Regions from separate parts of the Homo sapiens genome. Here region 1 is linked to region 2. A link is a loop called in an ENCODE intact Hi-C map of the cell type or tissue named here. Cell type or tissue: heart left ventricle. All regions are shown on one strand. Each heading gives the region's core, and the rest is flanking DNA. Links, peaks and the distances in the headings are about the cores only.

The links. Peaks named below come from ENCODE experiments on the same cell type or tissue, not always from the same donor. Only the 100,000 strongest peaks of a DNase experiment are listed, where the experiment ranks them.
Region 1: a loop joins it to region 2, with 2.0 times the contacts of the local background. A loop is called at or near these places in 13 of 110 quality-filtered maps.

The regions. Positions count from the first base shown.
Region 1 is chrX:13,232,370-13,237,757 of GRCh38, forward strand. No RefSeq gene overlaps it. Among named protein-coding and RNA genes, the nearest start is that of LINC02154, 68 kb to the right of the region's middle. In heart left ventricle, for the core only: no CTCF peak of the experiment used is centred there; no DNase peak of the experiment used is centred there.
Region 2 is chrX:13,112,093-13,117,480 of GRCh38, forward strand. No RefSeq gene overlaps it. Among named protein-coding and RNA genes, the nearest start is that of FAM9C, 70 kb to the left of the region's middle. In heart left ventricle, for the core only: no CTCF peak of the experiment used is centred there; no DNase peak of the experiment used is centred there; H3K27ac peaks cover 1,035 bases.

The DNA.
Region 1 (5,388 bases), core at 302-5,301, 120 kb after region 2:
TGAAGCATTTGCTTCAACTCCATCTTATCAGTTATGTTGAGTTCTTAAGTCATTGAGAAAAGGGGGCCTGACACACGTTTGCTGTGTTTATCTTCTTTTGCTCTAGTATTCCAGGATGATCAAGAGAAATGGCTCAGAATCTACAGTTTAGATAGATGATCAGCAATTTTCAGAGCCCAAATCTAGAAAATTGATGTAAAGGTGAAATACTAGGTGACTATGAGAAAGACAGTTATTTCCAACCAGAGGCTGTTCTACTTCACTGACAGTTTTCTTATATGCATAATTGAGGCCCTGGATGACTGTGTTGTTATGGTAACCATCACTGTATATCACACTAAAATCTGGTGTTGAAATGTACTAGAAGCATGAAGCATACATTTTTCATATTTTTTCCAAGTTCATTTTTCATGATTTCATGTAGCAGTCCAACATGAAACATTTATTTGAGTTTTAAAAATCATAAGTATATATTCTCCCACTTTGAGATTTACTAGCTTCTGTGACTGCAATAGCAATTCACCTTGAAATGGATTTAATACATTTCAAACAATTAGACTTTCTTTCAAAGAAAGAAGATGGAGAGGGATTGTACTTGGTGGTCTTCTATGGGGCTAATCTGCAACCCTCGCTCCCTGATATAATCAGAAGTAGCCTTCAGATTCCAAATTATGGTGAGACAATGTGCAGGGATTTCAAATGAGGTGTGATTTTTGCTTCGATAGGGATAGACAAATGTCAAAATTTGCATGCCACTCTGTTTAATTTATATGACAAAGTCAGGGGCTTCTTGACTTGGGGACTGTTTGCTCCTCCCTTCCTCTTTTTATAGCAGCTACTACCGGATGGGTTTGGCACACGGATGAGACACAGTGTTCTCATTATTGGAATTGCTGGGATTCAAATAATGGGGAGAAAGCTGTAGATTATAATTAAATGTGGAACACTAATACTGATTTTTAAAAAAATCATTCAATAACCTAATTAGGCAACTACCAAGGATGTCCTGAAAATAATTTGTGTGAAGTGTTTATATCAAGAGAAAGATTCATAACCATTTATCTGACACATTTAATTCACATTATTCCTCTTTCTCTAGGAAAAGATTATATAACTGGAAATATAACAAATGGAAATAGAACACAGAAAATCCTGATGTTGAATAAATTGCTGATCTAGTGTGAATTTTTGCAAACATTTCTTAGATAAAACTTAGGTTTTTTAATATTAATATTACATACTCATTGCTGATACTAGGATATAATTTTAAGAATTTGTAAAGCTCAAAGATTTCGAGTTTTAAACCTGTTTTTTTTCAATATTGAAGATAACTCACTGATTACATCCTTTTCTTATTTTGATTTGTTAAATGAAAAGACTATTCCAATCAACTGGACAATCTTGTTAGAATATATCTTGAGAGAAAAAAAGATTTTCTTTTAATAACTGCAAAGTTCTAGGATTAAATTTATGACCTTTGGAAATGGAAACAAAAATAAAGATTAAACGAATTAAAATGTCCTTGAGCCAGAAAGTAAGATAGGATGGACAGGTGTATCATTCTATTTTCATATTGCTATATACTACCCAAGACTGGGTAATATAAAGGAAAGAGGTTTAATTGACTCACAGTTTCACATGGCTGGGGAGGCCTTAGGAAACTCACAATCATGATGGAAGGCGAAGGGGAAGCAAGCAGCTTCTTCACAAAGTGGCAGGAAGGAAAAGAGAGAGCGAAGGGGTAAGAACCCCTTATAAAACCATCAGATCTCCTGAGAACTCACTCACTATCACAAAAACAACATGAGGAAAACTGCCCCCATGATCCAATCACCTCCCTCCCTCGACATATGGGGATTACAATTCGAGATGAGATTTGGGTGGGGACACAGAGCCAAACCATATCAACGGGTGAATGCCATCTAATTTATTTTGCTTCAACTCAAATACCAGAAGCAAACCCCAGTTATTCAGTGGTCTCATTAAATAAATATCCCACACTTGAGGCCATAGGGAACTGAACTAGGCCAAAGCAATTCCCAATCCATCTACTGTTGAGGAAACTGCTGACTTGCAGTGGATTTCTGGAATGGATGTGTAGTGTAGTCAGGGAAAATTGCCCTATGGCTAGAAAACTAGCATCTGACTTTCCTCACTAGGAGTCACATCCATCACAGCTCCTGATCAAACAGGTTCTGCATTCCTGCTCAGCCTACTAAACCAGGGACTACGTTCTTGGTATCAGAGCACCCAACCATGATGCCAAATTAGAGCAGATCAAGGTCCACACTAGACTGCGTATATTAGAACATTTTAATCATAGCCAAGAATTATATTGGACATCACTGTTTTAGATGTAAAACAAGTGATAAAAACTAATCAAGATTAAAGGTGTGGCTGTAGACAAATTTCCTGACATAACATACAAGCTGTGAGTGTTTCAAATTTTATGGCTTAGAAATGAAATATAAACATGTTTTGGTGACTAAGAGAAAGTAAATAAGGAAATAAAGCCTGCATCTAAAATAGTAAAAACATAAAATTTAACCGAACTTTAAAACTGTATTCAATAAAAATGTATAGCTCTTCCTCATACCAGATACTGTGCTAGGTATGGATTCAAAGATAAAGAGACATAGATCCTAGCCTTGTAGTGTATTCTAAAGTTCAAAGAAAGCCAGGCGCGGTGGCTCACGGCTGTAATTCTGGCACTTTGGGAGGCTGAAGCGGGTGGATCACTTGATGCCAGGAGTTCAAGACCAGCCTGGCCAACATGGCAAAACCCTTGTCTCTACTAAAAATACAAAAATTAGCCAGGTATGGTGGTGGGCACCTGTAATCACAGCTACTCAGGAGGCTGAGGCAGGAGAATCACTTGAGCCTGGGAGGTGGAGCTTGCAGTTAGCCGAGATCGCACCACTCCACTCCAGCCTGGACAACAGAGCAAGACTCTGTCTCCAAAAAAAAAAAAAAAAAAAAAATAGCAAGCACAGAGTGATACAAATGAGTGATGCAAACAATCAATACCAGAGAGACCTTCCCCAGGTGCACGGAGGTTCTCTGGAACATCTGTGAGAACTCCTTCAGGAATGGGCATTCATTTCCCCAGCTGGTGGCCCATTGCCACTGACTGCTCACAGCCATTGCCCGTTTTAGCAAGGGAGCCATCCAGCTCAAAGTTATGCCTCATCTCTGGGGGCAGCCCACATCTGGTGATTGGCCGATGTGGGATTATAAAGGTAGGGCCCCCTGTTGGAGGTGAGACAACTCTGAAGAGCCATCGCAGCTCCAGAGCTCGCCATGTAATTGGCTGCGGCCTCTGTTGCAAATGCCTTGCAGCTGAACTCCACCCTAATTACAGGTGCCAGTCCCAGTGGGCTTCCTGCATGCAAATCCCCATCTCAGAGTGGTATTTACAACGTGAGGGAAATAAAAATGGTCCAAGGTCTAATCAAAAGTCACAGGATCAAAAGTCTGACATGGTCGGCACACTATGGGTGGGACTGTCTTTGAAAGGTGCATTGATATTGGCCAAAAATGATACTGATAGGTAAAATGAGGATGTCAGTGTGTTCATTAATAATGAGAAATGTGAGCATCACAAAGAGCAATATACTCTCCCTGTAGCCCACTATATGTAGAAAACCAAACTGTCATCACCAGCATGGAGTCAGAGTAAAGTTTCTCCCTAGATGACTTAAATGTGTGTTGGAAATAGGCCAAAACAGGAGAGGTCTTGATAGTGGCAGTGAAATGACTTTGAGGAGGAAGTGAGTAGGAATTACTGTAACAGCCCAGGCAGCATATGGTGAGGGGCTGATTAGGGAAGCGTCAGTGGAATGGGAAGGATGGAAACAGATATAAGACTCATCTAGGACTAATTGTGATAATGATATAGACAAAACCTGCTATTCAGAAAACCTGAAAAACCAGTACTATTTTAAACTTCTCATTAAACAGTTCGAATGTATCAAAACTTAATAATTTTAAAAAATTATTACCATATTCACTGTCACTGTCAAATGCTTTATCAGATTTGGGAGTTCCAAATTTTGAGTTCCTCATGAAATTAAAATTTAGACTTGCAACTTTATTTTATTTTCCCTTTATGAGAATTTGTCAGCAGGAATTGTGAAAAGTGATTATAATATTCCTTGTTGTAGGTGGAAAATGGAAAAGGAGTTGATCATTATAGATGCAAAGCAAAATTTGGAAAGCAAGAATTAGCAAATGCTTCAATTTATTTTATTTTTTACAGTTGTTTATGACGGCTTTATTCATAATTGCTGAAATTGGTAGCAATCAAGATGTCCTTCAGTGGGTGAATAGATAAATTGATACATCCAGGCAATGAAATATTATTTAGTGCTAGTGAATACCTCAATTCAAAGCATCATATAAATATTAGTGTTAAATTGGGTAAGTAATAATTCAGATATAAAAATGTGATCTCTAAAAGCAAAAGTAGAAAAAAATAAAAATAAAACAGGAAAAAAATGTGATCTAGGGAAATTAGCTTATTAATAAACATTTATTAAGTGCCTACCAGGTATGTCTAAGGCACTGTACCAAGTCAAAAGAGAAAACAAAGGTTAATTACACCTGATTCCCAACTGCCAGGCACCTAACACCCAGGAGTAATGAACTAGGAACCTCCCCTGAGATGGGCAACAAAATGTCCTATGAGTGGCTCGCCCCAAACTACCTCTCTTATCCTCATCTTATGTTTTTGGGCCTCAGGATAGCATGCTGGATTAGCCATGTTTTCATACTGCAAATCTACCCAAATATAAAATGACGGCTTTCTCCTCTTCCCTTTGATCTCGCAGAATTACCAGTTGACACAGTACAGTGGGCAGCCATTTAAGCAAAGAGAAAATTCAAGGTAAATAGTGATTAATGTCCAAAAGAGGGAGGTCATAGTAAAATCAGGTTTGTGTTATTTACTATGCCTGATTTTGCAAAGTTTTTGGCTTGGGGTTGCAAAGTAAACAGGTTTTAGAAGTACAGCAAGTCCAGAGGGAAAATCCGGCATTGGCTGGAAAAATATCAACTGAAGTGCATAGGATAAGGCCCCCTTATCTCTGCAAGAGAGAAAGGGCTTTCTTGGGGTAAAGTATCTTATGGATTCTGGCTATGTTGGCTTCATGTGACAGTGAGGAGGACAAGCCAAACCAGGTCACACCAAGCCAAGCACATTTCTCAGCATACCTTGGAATCACACTGCAAGTGACATACTGCCAGTTTGACTGTTACTCCTCTGTACTGAAGTGAATAATAGACTTGAACTTGGAACTCCGTGGAGCTGCATGTTCTTTGGGGCCCAGGAATTATTTCATTACAGCAAACCAGCTGGTTGCATATACTATTTCAGAGAGAAGATGAACT
Region 2 (5,388 bases), core at 208-5,207:
CAGGTATAATGCCTGGCACACAATAAGTGCTTCATAAGTATTTCTTGAGTGGTTGCTGGATGAGCAAAGCAGACAGAGACCCTTTGAAGACCTTTTATAGCTGAAGCATCTGTAAGCAAGTAAGAATAGTGGTTAGAGGCAGAGTTTATAGAACTGGACAACTTGGTCTTGAATCCTAACTCTGCCTCTTTCTACTGTGGCTAAATTATTTAACCTCTTCATACCTCAGTTTTACCATCTTTAAATTGGGTGTAATAATGAGATCTATCTTATAGCTCTGTGAAGATTAAAGGAGTTGAAATTGGAAATGGTAGGTGCTCAACTGTGTTAGTTTTATTTCTTAAAAAAGTGAACAGATGATCCTTTTCATGTCCTTGCAGCTTTGTTCCATGCCCACTGCTCCCCAAAAAATTAATCCTTGGGCAAAATATTTTATCATAATAAATTATTATATATCAAATCATCTCCCTTGTAATTGTTCCGTTATACAGGGCAAAAATCTTACAGGAAAAAGTGTCTCCAATCCACACTCAGTATGGCATGCTTACTAAATATACAACTGGCAAAAAAAAGTTGGTGGGGGAAGAGTGGGAGAAAATTTTGGAGCCATTTGAAGCTCTAAGTGACCTAAGCATTTGCACCATCTAATAAAATTTGATGAATCATTTTCAGTTATTAAACATAAAAAGGATTTGCTTATGCATGGCTATGTTTGAGCAGATTTGGTTGATACCTCATACTTTCCATTAATTATAAACTATAAAATGGGAACAAAATGAGAACAGTGAGTTAAGGCTTTTTTTTATTTTCTTTTTTTTTTTGAGATGGAGTCTTGCTTTGTCGTCCAGGCTGGAGTGCAGTGGCGTGATCTCGGCTCACTACAACCTCTGCCTCCCGGGTTCAAGTGATTCTCCTGCCTCAGCCTCCTGAGTAGCTGGGATTACAGGCGCCCGCCACACCTGGCTAATTTTTGTATTTTTAGTAGAGACGGGGTTTCACCACGTTAACCAGGCTGGTCTCGAACTCCTGACCTCAGGTGATCAGCCCACCTTGGAATCCCGAAATGCTGGGATTATAGGCATGAGTCATTGCGCCCAGTCAGAGTTAAGGCGTTTTAAAAATAAAATTTCTGACATCTCTACCACTTAAGAAAATGTCTGCCACCATCCTTGTGGAAGGTTTGAAAAATTATAAATATGCCAAGTGGATCTTTATCCATTCTTCCAAGCATTCCTCTTATGCTGCTGGGATGGTTTGACTCTAATTATACTGGAAGTTCAAGTTCAAAAAAAGTTTAAGGGGGAAATGTGTGGCTGTGAGCTGACTTCTATGAAGCAACCTGGATTAGGATGCCAGTGAAAGAGGACCTGGGGGTTGGTTGGTGAGTGTGGCTGAAACTTCTCTGATATAAATCCATTCATTTGTGTGCCCTGAGGTGTGGGCACTCCTGGGGGCTCTGAGATGCCAGGCAATGGTCACTCCTGACTTCCAGTCACCAATACCAGCTTGTCCTCGTGGTTAATCTCCTATTCCCTTTCTACATATGTCATCAGACTCCTCAAACAGTTCTTAAACAGCAATATAGTATTACCAAATGAGGAAAGAAAAGGATAAGAAGCAACATATACAAAATGGTCTCAATTGTTTAAAAAACACACATAGGCCAGGTGTGGTGACTCCCGCCTGTAATCCCAGCACTTTGGGAGGCTGAGGTAAATTGCTTAAGCCCAGGAATTCAAGACCACTGTGGCAGCCTGGGCAACATAGCAAGACACCTGTATTTACTAAAAACAAAACAAAACAAAAAACACACACACTGGGGAATGAGATTGGAAGAAAGGACACTAAATGTTAGCAGAGTTTATACTGGGCTTTTAATTTGTAGCTGATTTATATTTTTTCCTTTATGCTTGCCTGTGTTTTCTAAAATGTTTATAATAGACCTATGCTGCTATAATCATAGAACAAGGAATTAAGGGCCAGATGTGGTTGAGTCACGCCTGTAATCCCAGCACTTTGAGAGGCCAAGGTGGGCAGGTCACCTGAGGTCAGGAGTTCGAAACCAGCCTGGCCAACATAGTGAAACCCCATCTCTACTGAAAATACAAAAATCAGTTGGGCCTGGTCATGGGCGCCTGTAATCCCAGCCACTCAAGAGACTGAGGCAGGAGAATTGCTTGAACTCAGGAGGCAGAAGTTGCAGTGAGCCAAGATTGTGCCACTGCACTCTGGCCTGGGCAACAGAGTAAGACTCCATCTCAAAAATAAAATAAAATCTATTTAGAAAAATATCCATATGACATGGTGAGAACTGGCTGGGCAAGTGCTCCACATGGCCAGTTTGCAGCCACGTGTAAGAGGCGATATCTTGTGAAAGCTGATTATACAAATTGGGTCATTCTTGTCATGCCCAACTAAATCAGCATCAAGGGCCAGGGGGAAAAAGAACTTGGGGAACATAGCCCCTGCTCCAAGAATTGAATTTTCTACAAGCCCAGCTGCTGAAACAGCCAGCTGAAACCTGAAGAGCAGTTTTACCTAGCAGCTGCTGAAGCAACCTGCTGTGACTCCAAGCCTGGTTTTACCTACCACAGTCACTCACTGTATTCGTCCATTTCGTGTTGCTAAAAAGGAATACCTGAGGCCGAGTAATTTATAAAGAAAAGTTTATTGGGCTCATGGTTTTGCAGGCTGTACAAGCATGGCACCAGCATCTGCTTGGCTTCTGGTGAGGCCTCAGGAAGCTTTTACTCATGGCAGAAGACAAAGAGGGAACAGACATGTCACATGGCAAGAGAGAGAGAGAGAAGGAGGGCATAGTCTCTCTAACAACCAGATGTTGCTGGAACTAACTGAGTGAAAACTTGCTCATCACCAAGGGGATGACACCAAGCCATTTATGAGGGATCTGCCCCCTATGACCCAAATACCTCCCACCAGACCCCACCTCTAACATTGGGGATCACAATTCAACACAAGATTTGGAGGAGACAAACACCCAGACATCCACTCACCAATCAGAGCTTGCCAGCTCCCAAAAGCTTCTCTAGTGCCAATAAGCTTTCTTTCAAAATGATAATGTAACATTAGCATCTCTTTTTCTAATAAAACTCACAACCTTCTCTTTGTTCTTCAGACATACCGAAGACCACCCAGTCTGTGTGTATGCCCCAAACTGCAATCCCTGCTTCCCAAAATAAAATGTTAAATTTAGAGATTCATCTCTATACTTTATTTTGGCTTTGACAATCTGATTGAGAGAAAACTCAGCTGCCTCTCAGACAAGCCCAAAAGTATTACCAAATGAGGGAAAAAAAGATAAAGAGTTTCTTACAAGCTTCTATAACATCTGTCCATATCCCTGATTACCCTTTACAGCTCATGGGCTCAGTTAAAAACGACAACAGAAAAAGACTTGAGGTAGAAATAGCAGGGACAGGGTCACCTGCCAAAAAGTCCTTACATCACACCCTGCTCCTAAGAGTTCTGCCTCTTTACTTACTGGTAGTTTCCTGATAACATGTCCCCAGTCCTCCTCCATAGGTGACAACTGGGCTGCAATTGGAGCTCAGAGCAGAACTCACCAGGAAGGAAGCAGTGTGTGTTTCACAGTCCACTGTTGAGCTAATTATTCCCAGAGGCCTACGGGACTACACAGGCTTATATTGACCATTGTCAGCAGTCAGTGCCTCCCTTTTTTGAATTGTACATTGCTGGTTAACTCTGTAAGTTAAGAAGGGAGAGTATCCATTTCTTCACCTGCTGACCCAGAGCAATTTCCTTTCTTCAAGAAAAGGGAGAAGGTTATGATTTCATAAAAGCTGCCACTTCTCTTTGGATGGAAGACTAGATTTGCTACAGACATTTTCACCTTGTTATGAATTTGTCTGTTTGCTTTTGCTTTGGGAAATGGTATTTAGTGGGCAAAAGAATAGCTTATTTTTGAAGCACCAATGTGGAAAACAATAGTTAAAATATTAATATCTGTTGAAGAATCCATCAAAGGGTATACCATTTATACAAACGATAATGACTTCGGAAAATATGGCTTCAAAGGGATTGTTATTTTTTGTTTATAACCTAAAGAAAATCCCTATCTAGCAAGAGGAATTCCAATTACTTCATATATTTCTTTTTTTTCCCTCTTCTTCTTCTTTTTTTTTTTTTTTTTTTTTTTTTTTTTTGAGACAGGGTCTCTCTGTTCCCCAAGCTGGAGTGCAGTGGCACTATCACAGCTAACTACAGCCTCGACCTCATGGGCTCAAGCAATCCTCCCACGTCAGCCTCCCTAGTAACTGGGACTACAGGCACACATCACTATGCCTGGCTAAATTTTTTTTTATTTTTTGTAGATACAGGGTTTCACCATGTTGCCCAGGCTGGTCTCAAGCTCCTGGACTCAAGTGATCCACTGACCTCAGCCTCCCAAAGTGCTGGGATTATAGGTGTGAATTCCACGCCCGGTCATACTCCACAGATTTCCGATCTGACTTAAGAGCCCTCTTCCCCATCTGCTCTGCTGTGCTCTACCATTATTTCTTGTCTAGGCTTATATCATGTGATCTCCAAGGTCTCCCTTTGACTAAAGCAATTTGTGTATGTGTCTTGTCTTCCCTACTCAATTAGAAGCTCGTCAGGGGCAAGTGAACATACTGTTCCATTTGTCTAAGGTCCACATTGCTTATCTCAGTTCCTGCCACATATTAGTAGCACAATCAGTTCTTACCAAACAAATGAATCTTAAATATATTCATTGGTCATTTATTCCTTCATTCAGTTAGTCACTCAACAGATATTGTTTGAGCACAACTATACGCCAGTCATGTTCAAGGTGCTGAAGATACAAACTTAAACAAATGAGGCTGAGATCCCCATCCTTAGGAAACATATTCTATTCAGTTTGACCTGTTACTGTGAAAACCTTTAATCTCCTTGTTTAAGGGTCTAATTGCTGATTTCTGGTAGTTCATCTGAAAGGCGGTAGGAGTATATATTTTTTGTGGCCTTTCCTTTTTCCAAGGATGTGTTCAGGATCAGGAAGCAAATAAAGCCTTTAAAGAAAACCTATGAGTTCAAAATTTGCCCCAGAACATTGTGTGGCTAAAGGTACAGCCCCAGATAGATCCCTCCCTCATTGAGGAGTTGGGGCCCCGTGCATAATCTGAAAGGGAGGGGGTGAAACAAAAGGATGTAACTCACCTGTTATCGGGGGAACCCACCCCCGATAATTCAACGTGGGTCCTTTTCTATTTTCCCTAAGTATTTCTCGGCCAGTCCGAGAAATAAAGGGAAAGAGTACAAAAGAGAGAAATTTTAAAGCTGGTTGTCCGGGGGAGACATCACATGTCGGCAGGTTCCATGATGCCCAATGAGCTGCAAAACCAGCAA